Regions from separate parts of the Mus musculus genome. Here region 2 is linked to region 1. Evidence: chromatin loops called from intact Hi-C (ENCODE). Cell type or tissue: heart. All regions are shown on one strand.

What was found. Hi-C counts contacts between places; a loop is a spot of excess contacts. Peaks named below come from ENCODE experiments on the same cell type or tissue, not always from the same donor. Only the 100,000 strongest peaks of a DNase experiment are listed, where the experiment ranks them.
Region 2: a loop joins it to region 1, with 9 times the contacts of the local background. A loop is called at or near these places in 4 of 42 quality-filtered maps.

Annotation. Positions count from the first base shown.
Region 1 is chr7:94,038,587-94,046,586 of GRCm38, forward strand. Gm32647 (a long non-coding RNA gene) reads left to right here and starts at 3,910. Exons shown (of 6, transcript XR_869798.1): 1 at 3,910-4,372. In heart, a CTCF peak has its summit at 7,653 (motif pointing left); no DNase peak of the experiment used is centred here; H3K4me3 peaks cover 362 bases.
Region 2 is chr7:93,120,716-93,128,715 of GRCm38, forward strand. No RefSeq gene overlaps it. Among named protein-coding and RNA genes, the nearest start is that of Gm25860, 23 kb to the right of the region's middle. In heart, a CTCF peak has its summit at 3,417 (motif pointing right); no DNase peak of the experiment used is centred here.

The DNA of each region.
Region 1 (8,000 bases):
GTGTGTGTGTGTGAGAGAGAGAGAGAGAGAGAGAGAGAGAGAGAGAGAGAGAGAGAACCAGAGATAGAGACAGGACTGTTTCTCATAGTATGGAGAACTGCAGCTATCTGATATCTTAAAATGAATTACTTGTTTCCTCTCAAAATGGTATTTCTTAAAATTGCTTGATCTGTCTCTGTTCCTTTGCCATATCATATAAAATACCAAATAATTTTAGATATTTATAGGAAAATGAAACATTTTGAAAGAAAACTGCATAACAGTTTAGGAACAATTTGTAATGTTTTTGTGTTGATCATCCAATGTGTAACTATTATATATCTCAAGTTATTACAGCTGTGATTTGCCATATGTAAATTGTGTGTATAATTAGTTAACGATACACCTATTGCTTTGCTTTCTGTTGTGTTAAATTTAGGTTCTCACATCTTCATTGCTACTGTATAAAAGAATGTTGGCTTTTGTTTATTCACAGTATAAGTTGACATCTTGCTAAACTCATATACAAAACTTCCACTTAATTTGTTTGTTTTGTAGATTTCTCAGGATTTGTTATGCAACAATTATGTGCTTTATTTCTCTCTAAATACATTCCCTTTATCTCTTTTCCTTTTCTAACATGGGTTAGGAGATACACTGAGCCAATGTGGTGAAAGCTGACATCTTAGCTTTAATTCTGATCCAGTAGGAAATAGTGCATGTGATCCCAGGCTAGTATAACACAAGTCAAACTGTGTGAGTTCACTCTATAGAGTTGAAGAAGTTTCTTTTTATTTCTATTTTACTCAAAGCCTTAAAAGATGCTTGTTAATTCTTTTGAGATTTCATACATAAGCACTGTATATAAATATTGTTTCCACATACCGCATCTTCCCCTTCAATTCTTCCCATGCCTTATCTGACATGTTTAGCTTAAATTCACACAATTTTCTATATTTAGTGTTGTATTCTCTTTCTTTCTTTTTCCCTCTATGTGTGCGAGTGATATATATATATATATATATATATATATATATATATATATATATATAAATAGAGAGAGAGAGAGAGAGAGAGAGAGACAGAGAGAGAGAGACAGAGACAGAGACATAAGTGAGCGAGAGATATGACATATTATAAATGATAGAAAGACGAGATAGAGGATAGATATAGATAGTGTATCTATGTGTATGAGAGAGATATGAACATATATGCCTGCTTAATTTTGGTTATGGTGGTAGGTAACAGTCTGTTTATACATCAAGTTAGACTATAGTTCTCCATACACACAAAACCATTTAACTGATGAAAATAAATATTTGTGGAGAGAGTATAAGTAAATAGAACCCCTATCCCTATGCTAGATAACATCGTATACAGAGAAATACATTATTTTGTCAAGTAGCAAACTGAAAGGTAGAATAGTTAATGATATTATAACATTATTGCTAAATTTATTGAGATTTATTAAGATGTTATTATATGTAGACTGTTGGGAGTTGACTCCTAACAGAAAGTGGCTGTCATCTCTGCAGCCATCTTGGGCTACTTACTTACAGGTGGGACTTTCCCACCCTGACGAGAGACCTTTTGTTCCTAGCATGATGTTTTTGTAAGATGCCCACCACAGCTGAACACATTCTGATAACATCTTGTTTTTCTTCTATACACTATGGACTTGTGGTTAAGTGTCTCCAGTTGCACTCCCCAGCTTGTGCTTATATACCCATAATTGCCTTCCAATAAACAAAACTTGAGACTTGAGACTTGATAATAGTTTCTTGATCAGATAGCCTGTCTTGTCTCCATTCTTTGAGTCTCTTGCCCCTGTGTCCCCAGTCTTTCTCTTGCAGACCCCGTTGACTGACCCACAGACCGGGTCAGTAGACATAGCTTCATGTTTATAAAACATATACACAAATAACTAATAGAGACATAGTGTATGTTTCTTAGTCTCAAAATGCTCTAGAAATGCTCTATCTCTCTTTGTCTGTTGCTCTTTCTCCCAGACAAAACTGTAGTATAGGCAGTATCGTAAATGTTAATAATAAATAAGTGCATAGCATGAAAAGTTTTCATATTATGTTCAAGATATTTGTATTTGAAGTTATTTCCAGCTAAAAAGTACAGGTGTTTCTGTTTGTTTTCTGTTTGTTTTGTTAGTTTTATTTTTCTTAAACTATCTCAGTGGTTCTTAACCTTCCTGATGCTGTGACCCTTTAATATAATTCTTCACGTTGTGGTGGCCCCAACCATAAGATTAATTTTGCTACTACTTCATACCTGTAATTTTGCTACTCTTATAAATCATAATGTTAGTATCTGTGTTTTTTTTCAATAAGCTTAGTTGAGCCCTTTGAAAGTCATTGAACCCCAAAGAGATCATGACCTGCTAAGCTTAGATCTGCTAAGCTATATTTACAGAAATTTATATAAAACAATGGCCCCTTGGAAGATTGTTAGCCACTGATTTTCCTGTACTATGCTCTAAGGTCTAAAACTCACTTAAAAATTGCACCCAGTGCTTCTGTACTACAATATCAGCATGTGGGATATGGTCCCAGTGGTGCCTGTGCCACATAGTAAGCACCTCAGAAGTGCTGCCTCCCAGCGTGGGCTACAAAAAGTTCTACTTTCCATGGTGACCATTATCACCATCCTCATTACAGAGAAAGCTCCAGGAGCCAGGCACTCCATGACTAACTCTATCAACCTCCTGATCTCTATTTTTCTTTCCTTGTCCTGCATTGAAGGTGAAATTGCTTTGTTGACTTTGATTTCTATTTTTGAAGGGAGAAAAACATGCATAGTGGATCTCTTTTTCCAGATCAATTTATCTGAGTTTTAAGATAGATGAGCACCAGACTGAAATCACAGCAAGGTTAGAGAGAACAGCGGAGAAACTTTCTCATGTCACTCAGCGTATAAACTTTGAAAGGTTTGTGTTTCATAGTTGGCAGAGTTAGCTGAATTTTTCACCTTGAAAGACATGGGAAGAGGCAACCTCAGTCGACGAACTGTCTCCTTTAGATTGACCTATGGGCACGTCTGTGAGTCATTTTCTTGATTGCTAGTTGAAGGAGATGGGAACAGCCTACTGGGGTGGTGCCATCTCTGTTCAGAGGCCTGAGGCTGTGTAAGAAATGTAACTGAGCAAGTCAGGAACAAGTGAGCTAGTTCCCTCCACAGTTCTGTTTCTACGTTCCTGCTTTGGCTTCCCTGACGGATGAAACGGGTCCTGTGTGTGGAAATGAACCTTTCCTTCCCCAGGTTGTTTTATCACAGCACAAAGAATCGAACTAATGTAATAGGGCTTTGAACATTACTTGTGGACATTCATTATTATTATCATTTTAATCTGTATCTTCGTAGTTAACCCTTCCTAATATACACAGCACTTTTCACCTGTGCCTTGCATAGGTGTCTCATTATAGATATCCCACTCTTATGCTTCATATATTCATATGAAGCTTCTTAGGCTTAAGGGACTTGCTTACAGTTACATAATGTATAATGGTAAAATGTCTTAGTAGACATTCTTCTAATTAATACAGAGATGAACAAGGGATATCTAGTTTAAGAAGTTAGTTCAACCACCACAATTTGCTTGTAGCTACTCAATCCCGACGTGCTGATCTCTGCGCATTGAGTGGTTTGAATTGGTTTCTAGATAAGACCCCGAGTTGCCTCTGCAAAGAACACAGAAAGTTGAAACTTTGACACTCATCAATTAGGCTTGGTGGTCATGACAGGAAATTAAAGGGAAAAAAATCAATTCCAGGTGTAAAATGTTGAACAGAGATTTTCTTCTTTTTTTTTTTAATTTGGTGCTTCCAGAGTGAGTACTTTCTCTATCTTAGACTGATCCAATCTCCTTTATTTGATTGATTGTTGAATCTATTGAAGAGTGAGCCATTCACTTCAGCCTGAATTCCCAGCAGCAAGGTCAGTGAGGATGAATCCTCCCCTAAAAGGCTGGGGGTCTTTGTGGAAAAGCAGCCACCCAGCACGAGCCTTTTGAGTATGCAGAACACATCGGCTCAGCCTAAAGCTGGCAGTTGGTGCACACACACACACACACACATCGCTTTCCCCTCAAGTGAAGCGGCATGAGCATGAGCAATCGCAGTATCTCCTGTTTCCGGAGCTGAGACCGGCAGCCTCTGCCTGATTTATTGAAGGAGCAAGAGGATCCCAGTTTCCGCGCTAACACGCAGCTGTCACATCTAGTTGGAGACAGCCACTTCTTCCCAGCTGTTTACCTGCTCTGGCAAGAAGGCACCCTATTCCAAAAGCGAGTAGGCTGGAGGAGGAGTCTGCATGGTGCTTGCTGCAGGTAAAACCAGTTTTTAGTTCTCTTTTCTAACCAGCCAACCACCTCACCTACTTACAGGTAGGTGCTTGCAGTTTCTTCTTTACATATGGAAAATCTTTGTTGCAATATTCATTTTAACTGAGAAAGTCTTTTTCACTGTGTGAGACGCAGCAGAGAGGGACTTCAGAGTTCAGCAGTGATTCTTCTGATTAAAGTTTTAGTGCATATGGTAATTCCAGGTCTCCCTCCAGTCTTTCAAAGTAGACAGCAAATTTGAGACTCGTCCTCATTTTGTGATTCGCAGGCAATTTGACAGTTAGCCTAAGTGCATGAGTCTAACCTTTGAGTTAGTTGACAATTGTAATGGAACTCTGCACATGTAATATAAAGAGCTTTAAATATTTTCCTACTGCTGGGATAAATATGTATCAGCCTTCTAAAAGTAAAAGCCAATGGGTGGAAACTTACAGATTCAAACTCTTCAGTGTTTAAAGTGGGGTTATTGAAGCAGGAGGGAAAGTTGCTGAATCACAGCTTAATATTCATGCAAATTGCTGTATGTCTCAGACACGAGTGTCAAATGTCTTTTCCTCTTTAAAAAAAACTATTAAATAGGTCTGAAGGCTGTGGCTTTGAAGAAAAGAAGTTTTTCATTGTTATAAACTAGTTTGTCTTGGTGCAGTAACTATCTTGATAACATGACACTGTAAAGATTTAACCAAAAGATGCATTTTTCTCCACCAGAATAAACTAGAATCTAGTATTATATTTAGAGAGCTTTTGTTTTTCTTTCTCCAAATAAAGCTATAGGATTTTTAAGCCAGAGCTTCTATGCTTCAGTGATAATGCTCATGTATGTAACTTCTCATGTATAACATAACTTAAACATGTGTTTCTATTACCAGCAATTTTAATTAAAGGAAAACTTTAGAAATGTTTGCATGCTTTGTCAGCAATCATTTTTGTCCTTTTGTGGACAGGTTTGTTGAGAGATTAACCATTGTAGTTAGGCATTAGCCATATGGTTTGAAATAACCATAAAGAAAATATTCACAAGCCCACAGTCCTGTATTCAAGTCAAGTCCTTGACGTTTCTCAATGAGCGATGAGTTGAAGAGACAGAGGGGCTTTAATGGAGTTGTGGGAAACACACAGCTGGGAAACAAAAGTTCCCGTGCCTATGTGATGGCTCCAGCAATGTCACTTCACATATGGGCTTGACTTTGGACAGTTTCTGTTTATTATCCTTAGGGGTAAATGCTACCACATAATTCTCTGGAACTTGTCTTGATATGGATTCTGGGGTTCTTACGGAAGATACCACCAGCACAGGACTTCTCATTGATCTTGAAAGTCAAGAAACCTCTTTTACTAAAGAGGCTCCGAGGCTCACTCTGGAATCAAAGGGAGATAGGCGAGAATCTGCCTGCAAGCTGACTCCTTAGAGGGCAGAAAAAAAAATCCCAGAGTTGCCCCCTTTACTTGTCCTTAGAGTGCAGTGTTGCTAGTATCTTTACAGAACTTCATGGAAAGTTTTCATCCATAATAGAAATTTAACATTTATGTTTACTTCTACCTTTGCCTTTCACAACATCTGTTGTTTCTATGTGAGACATCCACACCCTTATTTAAGTAGATTCTGTAGAGTCCTGTGAGAAGCAATACCCTGAAAGCTTCACCTTATAATTCTAACTGCACACTTTGGTTCATACTTAAGCTTGGGATAAACGTGCAGATATTTCTATCTCCCTGGTATTATATCATACATCAAACCTGGCACTAAGGGTATGACAAGGCGGGTAGAGGGCAGACTGGACTTGAGGTGGAATCTTAGAGAGGGGCAAAGTACTCTCTCTGTTTTTATCTTGCCAAACTCTTCCAACTCAGCCTATAATCTAAGAGATCCAAAGCCATGATTTCAACACACCCAACTCTAGAAATGAAGGGCAATTTAATTCAGCTGTTGATCTGGGCTTTCTAATGTGCCAGCTGTCTCAAACCCACTTAGGGGAAGCTCCTGGAGTTTCCTGCACGGTCCCAGTCACTCATCCTTCTCCCTAAAGTAGATTTGTGAAGCAGGTTGCAGAGTTAGCCAGTTGCTTGCACATTATGGATTGCCATTCAGAGCTGCCTTTGCTGAAAGGCAATCAATTTCATTTTGTTTGGAGCCAGAAGTGATGAGTCCTCTGTCACTGTTGGAGCTTCAAGTCACTGGCCTTGATAACACTTCTTAGGGAGCATGGCACATTTGTGATGGGGGGGATATCATTATTTAATAAGGCAACAAAATGACTAATATAAAGTGAAGAAGACAAGGCATTAATGAATACCAATATCTTGTGCTGTTCTGTCTCATATGCTTCAGTTCTTAACCATCAGTGGGGTAGAGTGCAGCATATAGAGTATATATATATATATATATATATATATATATATATATATATATATGCACATTTTGACTTTAAAATCTTTACTTGAACAAGCAAAAGAACGAGAAAGAAAGGTACCAGAAATCTCTATCTGCTTATATATAATGCAAACAGGTGCCAAATACTGAGAAAACCTTGTAGTTATTCTCACAAGCTGATTTTCCCCCAAATTGCCTTGAATTATGATGTACATCTCACAATGGTACTTTGTATGGACTCTTCAGGCCACACTGAGTGAGAGCTGTAAATTGGGAGAGAAGAAATGCTTTACAATCTCAGAAATGAAGAGGGTTAAGATCCAGATGGTCAGGGCTTTTTATAGCAATACATTGGAGGGTGTTACAAGCTTCCACGGCCACTATCCTATTATGTTCTCTCTAGTAAATGCAGATTGGTGGGAGTACTGATGACTAAAAGACGTCTCCACAGCCAGGAAAGTTAGCATCTTCATCCCTTTACACTCCCCATCTTGCTAAGCTGCTCTTCATTCCTGTACTCCTTAATTATTACATTTGAATGCCAGAGAAATCAAAATTAGACTTACTCTTTTAATTTTAAATTATGTTATTTTTCTGCTCATGACTTTGTTTCCCTCCCTCGGTATGTATCACAGTTTGGGAATACATTCAGGAAGAATGTGAAATGCTCACACTGAGACTCAAGTGGTCCATATACAGGTCTCTATCTGTCTTTCTTAGTGTTTCCTGTGTAAAAGCAACTTTTCTAATTTATCTGACTCTAGGACAACAGTTTTGAGAGCCTCTGAGAAGCACAGCTATGTATCTCAGATTCAGCCTCACTTCAGCTTTCAGATCCTCTGAAATGATCTTTATTTTATTTTATTTTATTTTCCCCCTTCCTTTCTATAACCTGCGTAGGATTGCTTTCTTTTTGCTGGGGCCACAGTGTCATCCTGCTGTAGCAATGGTATAGAAAGTGAGCCACCTAGTGGTAAAGAAGAGTGGTTTTTTTTTTTTCCACATTTGTTCAGCCAAGTTGAAGGGCTAAAAAGGACATTGCTTATTTTCTGTTATATTTTAAAGATGAGTTAGCTTTAGCATTTCAATGAAAATTGGAGCTACAAATACAGAATTATTCATCATGCTTTATTTTCCTACCTGATATGACCTGTCCCTTTCATCTGTACCTATTAAAAATATGTACAACTTTAAAATCCAATGATGTTGTCTGTCATGCATTACATGACACATATGTTACCCACCTTCAAACATCACACATGCTGGAGGAGACTGTGACCTTTCATGCTCTCTATGGGA
Region 2 (8,000 bases), 920 kb before region 1:
GAATGTGTATTAATTTCACTGTGCTATGAAGTATAAAAATTATGTCAAATTTTCATAAGCCAGGAGCTGTTTGTGTTAGCCATACTTCATTGTCGTTTCTACAGTTCTATTTCTGTTTGGTACATTGAGGGTCCAATGCCACACAGGTCTGTAGCCAAAGCTGGTCAGACTCCTGATCTTCCTGACCTCACTGCCTGAATTCTGAGATTACAGACATGTGCCTAGCTAATTCTTTTAGTAAATGAATTAAAATTTTTTTGAAATGATTCTTTTGTTTAAAACAAAACAATAAAGGATACAAAACTGCCAGATACTTTCCTAATACCCAGACAGCGTCTGTTAACACCAATTACCATAATAAACAAAACATTACATATTTATGAGATTTTATAAAATTAATAGGATAGAATTTAAACATTAAACACTGATATTTCTCATGAACACAGAGATCCCTCAATGTGCCTCTCCTAAGAGTTTGCTTATCACTGGTTTCTTACATCTTTCCAAATAGAAGTGTAATTATAGAGGATGGGAAGGAAAGGCAAGATAAAATTCTCAAACACTGAGTTGGCACAGGATGTCTCAGTTCTCTGTTTAACCACTTGTCTTCAATTAAGTTAGAGCTTTATTCTCATTATTATTTATAAATGTAACACAATGTTTAATGAGTGCTAATGATGTTTAGTTTAATGTCCCATAATCTGGAACTTTCTCGAAATGGCATATTAGCATGTTTAATTGTGTGAATGTAAAGTAAAAATAAATTTGTCTAATGAATAAAAGAAAAATGTAAACTTTATGGCATATATAAACCTTTTGTAAGTGTATGCACAATGTTGGTGCCTTGTCTTTCCCTGAAAATAACATGAATTATTATTAAAAGTAGAATAATGTGCTTAAAAATACATCTGGGAATTACTTATCATAACAAGCAACAAAAGAACATAGCCCAATTCACTTTTATAAAATGCTACCCAGCAATTTCAATGCTATTCGTTGATTAGTCTTTCTTTTCCTGCTGTCTTGAAGTGGCTGCTTTTTCATATAGCAAATCTGTTTTTCTATTTACAATAACTGGGCCTTGTCTCTCTGTTATAATCTCTCTATATGATCTTTGAAGAGCTGTATCTACCCTGGACCTTCGATTTACTTTTCTATCAACTGCAGGATCAGGCATTATATTATTACTCTTTACCGTGATGAAATGCCTGACAGAAACAACTCAAGGGAACAAGAGTCTATTTCCTCTGTCCTATAGGGAAGGTACAGTAGTTGGAGTAGGTTGGCCTGTGGTAATAGAAGCTTGAAGCAGTGTGGTGCTTATCAGAAAATAGGGAGCTAGCCTACACCTGGAAACAGGACAGCCTTCCAATCTCCAAGCTGAGTGGCTTCTCCAGCTCTCCTAATGGAATCAAGTGACCACTGAACCCATGAGAGGTGTTTGACCTTCCGATCGTGACAAGAGTTATATTGTGTTCCTTCTAGCCCTACACTGCCACAGTTTCATTGTGATGATAGGTCCTCTTGTATCTTTTTCAACCCATGATGGGGACAAGCTTCTTTCTCTCTCTTGGTACCCAGTATCTATTCCCAGACCCTCATCTCTTAATTTTTCTTATTTTTTTGTTCTTGAAGCCATTTTATTGAAAAATTGAAAGTGTAAGCCCTCTCTTATAAATTCTTGTGTGCTCACTGATAAGTTGATATTAGCCCAGAAGCTTGGAATACCCAAGATACAATGTACAAACCACATGAAACTCAAGAAGGAAGACAAAATTTGGATACTTTGGTCCTTCTCTAAAAAGGGGGAACAAAATACCCATGGAAGGAGTTACAGAGACAAAGTGTGGAGCAGAGACTGAAGGTATGACCACCCAGAGACTGCTCCACCTGGAGATCCATCCCATAAACAACCACCGAACCCAGACACTATTGTGGATGCCAACAAGTGCTTGCTGACAGAAGCCTGTTGTAGCTGTCTCCTGAGAGGCTCTACCAGTGCCTGACAAATACAGAGTTGGATGCTCACAGCCAACCAGCGGACTGAGCACAGGGTCCACAATGGAGGAGCTAGAAAAAGGACCCAAGGAGCTGAAGGGGTTTGCAGCCCCAGAGGAGGAACAACAATATGAACCAACCAATACCCCCAGAACTCCCAGGAACTAAACCACCAACCAAAGAGTGGGACTCAGGTTTCCACCTGCATATGTAGCAGAGGATGGCCTTGGTCATAAATGGGAGGAGAGGCCCTTGGTCCTGGGAAGGCTCTATGCCCCAGTGTAGGGGAATGTCAGGGCCAGGAAGCTCGAGAGGGTGGGTTGGTGAATATATATATATATATATATATATATATATATATATATATATATATATATATATATGTGTGTGTGTGTGTGTGTGTGTGTGTGTGTGTGTGTGTGTGTGTGTGTGTATGTATATATATAATTCTTGTGTGCTTTGTTGCAATAAAATACAAGAAACTGAGAGGATCTTAATGCGTTTAAATTTTGATCTTTGGTTCTTTGGTCTCTGTGCTTCTTAGGGACAGAGGATTGTGAAGATCGCATTTTTTTCTTTTTAGAACTTTATTTTATTATAATTATTCATAAGAAACACTCATACTGGCTCGTAGAATGCAATTACATTTAACTTATACTACACAATATTAGGTAGTGACTCAGTACATGGTTTACAAAAACAAACTAAAAAGAACCCTCAATCTAATTTATTTCTATCTACTACAAATGTATGAAAATCCTCCATCAAATGCTATGGGAGGCAGCACTACCTTGAGAAATAAACTTTTAGTTTGTTTCAGAAAATTACTGCTTATTTCACTGTAAAGTAAGATATTCTTAAGTATTTAAATGTTTTCTGAAAACTGGAACTTGCAGACCCATTTCAACACCAGCCTTCCTTGTTGTGGATAGATGGCTATCTCCAGAGTGACTTCACACTAGGTCATGCTGGTCAGGGGCAAAGTGAGGAAACATTTTCTGAATTCCACGCATTCTGTACACAGTATCCTGCTCAATTCTATCTCAAAGACCATCGAGATCAGCAGCAGCATCTTCATTGTGAAGATGTAAACAGTCACCTGCTCTGATCACCCAAAACATCAGTGGGTTTTACATTCTAGGATTTCAATGGACGTCAAGAAAAAAAAAAAACCTTTGTTTGCATTGGACAGCCTTTCACCTTCTAGGCTTCCTCGAAGTAAACATATTGGTCATTTAATATTTTACTGATTGCCTTTAGGAGAAGATAATGCATTTGTCTCTCTTGGTAGATAGTTGAAACATAAAATAACAATTTCTAGGATCCATTTTCTAGAATCCAGGACCAGATGGCATTGGCTCTGCAATGGAAAAGGCTGTGGTAGCATATGCATCTCAGCAGGTGGCATTGTAAGCTTAGCAATGCTGTCAGCCTTTGGGCTGCTCCACCTCTGGCTCTGGAGACCTAGATGCAGATTCAGAATCTTCCAGCAGATGGAATTTTCCCCTTACACCTAATGGTGAGTTCTGCCAGGCAAGTCTGTGTTGAGTCTCTTTTGGCTAATGAAGATTCAGAGGATCCTTGTTCTTTCCATGGTCTGAGGTCGAACTCAGAATGATTTCTTTGCAATTGGGTGGGCTTAGAGATAGCGGTCAGAGAGGTCCTTTTCTCATTGCTTTTGCTTTTGAGTTGAGCAGTATAGAACCATAACAAATGTAATATCCTATACTGGGCACCTAGCTTGTAATAGATACTACGAGGGGAACTTTGAACTTTATTGCTTTTTAATTCTGTAAGTAAGCTTTTATTGTTGTTTCCATTTCATAGATGAATAAACTAAACCTTGGACAGATTCAGGGCCTGTTTCAAACCCACAAGTCAAGACTTTGTGTTGTACAAACTCCTAGGATGAGAAGCCCCCAAACCCTGGGAGAAGAAACCAGACTATGTAGAGCAAATATCTTGTGTATTGTATGGGTGCATTACCTGTCAATGCAAAAGCTTATGGCCTATGACTTAGGCAGGAAAGAGAAGGTCTGACATCTGGGAGGAGAAAGAATTCTGGGATGGAGCCAGGCATGAGAAGATTCACCTTAGAAGATGTAAGGAGACAGACACATGATACCTGAGCACAGTTAACCAGCTATTTGGCTGTGTCAGACTGTACATTAAAATAAGTGGGTTATCTTAAGTTTTATTTCTAGTCAGGGTAGAGCCTCACTATATGGCCAAGGTATTTGTAAATATATAGTGAGTCCGAGTCTTATTTCTGAGAGCATGGGGCAAGAAGGAAGAACAGGGCCCAACTATTCCAATAATATGCTTAAAATCTGTTACTTAGTAGTGACTCATCATCACCAACATCCATCTTTGTTATTCAAAACCTTGATGCATGTAAATGTTCAAGAGACCCTTTATTAAAAGGAGTAGTTATAGATTCAAAGTTGAGTCTCTGGAGGATTATACCCATTCAAATTCACACCCAACAAGGAGCATGGCTGGCACTCAAATGAATGTTGCTGTGACTAGGAACTCTTGTTCCATTGCATATATTAGCGTGTATAAGTAAATAACAATTGGAATGTGAGCACTCATTCACTCACCCAGCAGCACTGACTCTCCAAATGTCAGAGTTTTCATAGCTGTCGCTTTCACTTAAGATTGGCAGTGGGTCAATATTCTTTATCAAGGTTCATTCTAGAAGTATCTGTCCTAGCATGGTTCCTGGCTGCCATCGTCGGCCAATAAAAGCTTATTGGATGGGATGGAATGAGTTGATTAGATACAGCTGGAGTGATCAAAGTGGTGCAGCTCTTTGACTTTGCTTTCCAAGTCTTCTTAAACCAAATTTGTTAAAACAAATTTGACTCAATATGCTCAACACATGTTGAGTGCCTGCCATTCACATTCTATTGTTATTTATCTAGTGTTGGCTACATCACCTTGCCTCTTGCCAAAAGAAAATTATAAAGAGCCATACAAAGTTACAATAAGGTCTAAAGTAAGGGCAGGAGCCCATTAGCTTCACACTGGCAGACTGTTAAAGAGTTTACCCTAAAGGAGACTACTGGAAGACAGTCTATGAGGCTTGGTCACCCTGTTAATTGGCTGTGTGAATTCCAGCCAGAAGCATCACAACTCTTAACACCAGTTTTCTCCTTATAAGATGTACTCCTTGTCTTGTAAGATCTCACTAACACAAACTCCATGGAGGATGTCTTATTTTGTCCTTTGCAAAAGGCCTGGCATATAATAGGTGGTCAGTGAAAATTAAGAGGAAAATCAGTCTTTGAAGTACTTGAAGTAATTTTATTTATTCCATTTTCAGAAACAGGAAAATAGATGTAGGGATCACCTTTGAGATTTTTTTTTTATTGAAAATAGTTTCTTTTTATTCAGTATATTCTGATGAATTTTTTTCTTTCCACTCTCTTCCAAGATTCTCCCCACTTCTGTACCCAACCAAATCCACACTCTTTCTCTTTCTCACTAGAATACAAACAAGCATCTAAAATAATAATAATAAAAATAAATAAACAAACCAGAGTAGGAAAACAACAACAACAACAACAACAACAACAACAACAATAACAACAAGAACCATAAAACAGAAAAAAATAGGAGCCAAAAAAAGAAAGAAGAAAAAAAAAAAGCTCAAGAAACAGATACAGACATTGACATACACACGTTCAAATACACACACACAAAATACCCATACAAACAAAATTAGAAACAAATTGTCTGTAATAGACAAGCAAAATATCTGTAAGGAAAAAATAATTCACAGAGAAAGCATTGTAAGACAAAAAATAACCCAACAAAAACAAAACAAAACAAACAAACAAACAAACAAACAAAAATCCTAACCAACCCCCCCAAAAAAGATAAGCCAAACCCCAACCAACCAACCAACCAACCAACCAACCAACCAACCAATCAACCAACTGAAAAACACTACCCCTTAAAAAACCAACCTCCCCTCCAAAACCAAAAAATTTGTTTCTGTTGTTCATCTACTATTCATTTTCTGTTTACCGTCTACTGCTGGCATGGACTTGTGTGGTTTTTATACCCAGTGAAACTATGTTGGAGAAAACTAATCTTTTTCTTGTGATAATTACTAATTGGAGATACCTTCTGCGTTAGGGGTGGGGGGGCTTGTCTACTTCCCTCTCAGCACTGGGATCCTTCCTAGTCCTTACTCTATGGCTAACTTCTATGGTTATATAGATTGTAGCCTGCTTATCTAAGACTTAACAGCTAACATCCACATATAAAGAAATAAATATCACATTTGTCTTTTTTGGGTCTGTATTACCTCAATCATGATTTTTTTCTATCTCTGTCCATTTACCAGCAAATTTTATGATTTCATTTTTTAAAACAGCAGAGTATTTCATTGTGTAAATCTGCCACATTTTCTTTGTCCATTCTTCTGTTGATGGACATCTAGGTTGTTTCCAATTTGTGGCTATTATGAACAGAGTAGCAATGAACATGATTGTGCAAGTGTCTTTGTAATAAGATTTAGATAATTCCCCAAGAGTGGTATAGCTGGGTCTTTGGGTAGTTTGTACCCAGATTCACTGGAATTCACAGTAGGGTGGAATTGCCACACTACTTTATTTAGTGGCTGTACAAGTTTACAGTCTGTGGTAGTTTGAATATGCTTGGTCCAGGAGTGACATATTAGGAGATGTGGCCTTGATGGAGTAGGTATGGCCTTGTTGGAGGAAGTATGTCACTGTGGAGTGGGCCTTGAGACCCTCTTCCAAGTTGTCTGGAAGTAGTCTTCTCCTGTTTGCCTTTGGAACAAGATGTAGAACTCTCAGCATCTCTAGCACCATGCCTGCCTGCACACTGCCATGCTTTCTGCCATGATGATAGTGGACTGAACCTCTGAAACTGTAAGCTATCCCCAATTAAATATTTGCCTTTATAAGACTTGCCTTGGCCATGATGTCTTTTCATAGCAATGGAAACTTAGACATAGCAAAAGATGAGTATTCCTCTTACCCCACATTTTTGACAGCGTGGGCTATCATCATTTTATTGATCTCAGCCATTCTGACTGATGTAAGATGAAATATCAAAGCAGTTTTGATTTATATTTTCCTGATGACTAAGGATGTTGAACATTTCTTTAGTGTTTCTAAGACATCTGTGTTGTGTGTTTTTGAGAACTCCCTGTTTAGATATGTTGCCTAGTTTTCAGTTGGGTTATTTGTTTTCCTGATGTCTAGTTTTTTGTTTTTGTGTTTTTAGTTTTTAATATTTTAGATATTAGCCCTCTACTAGATGTGTAGTTGGTGAAGATCTTTTTCTGTTTAGACTGCCACTAAATAATGGTGCATTTTGCCTGATAGAAGCTTTTCAGTTTCATGAGGTTCCCATTCATTAATTGTTGATTTTAGTGCTTGTGTTAATCATGTTCTATAAAGAAAGTCTTTTCCTGTGCCAATGAGTTCAAAGCTATTCCACACTTTCTCTTCTATCAGGTTCAGTGTCTTCCTTCCTTCCTTCCTTCCTTCCTTTCTTTCTTTCTTTCTTTCTTTCTTTCTTTCTTTCTTTCTTTCTTTCTTTCTTTCTTTCTTTCTTTCTTTCTTTCTTTCTCTTTCTAAATTTACTCTTCTCTCATTCAATACACCCTGGCCATAGCTTTCTCTCTCTCCATTCTCCCCAGTCCACCCCCTCTCCAGTCTCTCCTCTCACCACTCCTCTCAGTCCCCTCACCTCCTCTCTCCTCCATATCCATCCAGGATCAAGAGAGCTACTTGGAACTCCCATTTGTTTGTGTATTCACTTATACCGCATTTATTCTTTGAACATTTACTTTTTAAAAAACAGACCTTTTGTTACATTTGAGGGTAATTCAAAGAACATGGTTCATAAAATTAAGTAGTAGAAAATATAGGAAATAGCAATTATAAAATGGGCAATTGGTACCATGCCAGAGGAAGATGCTTTGAGGAAAAATGGAAAGAACCAGAGCATGCTTCTAA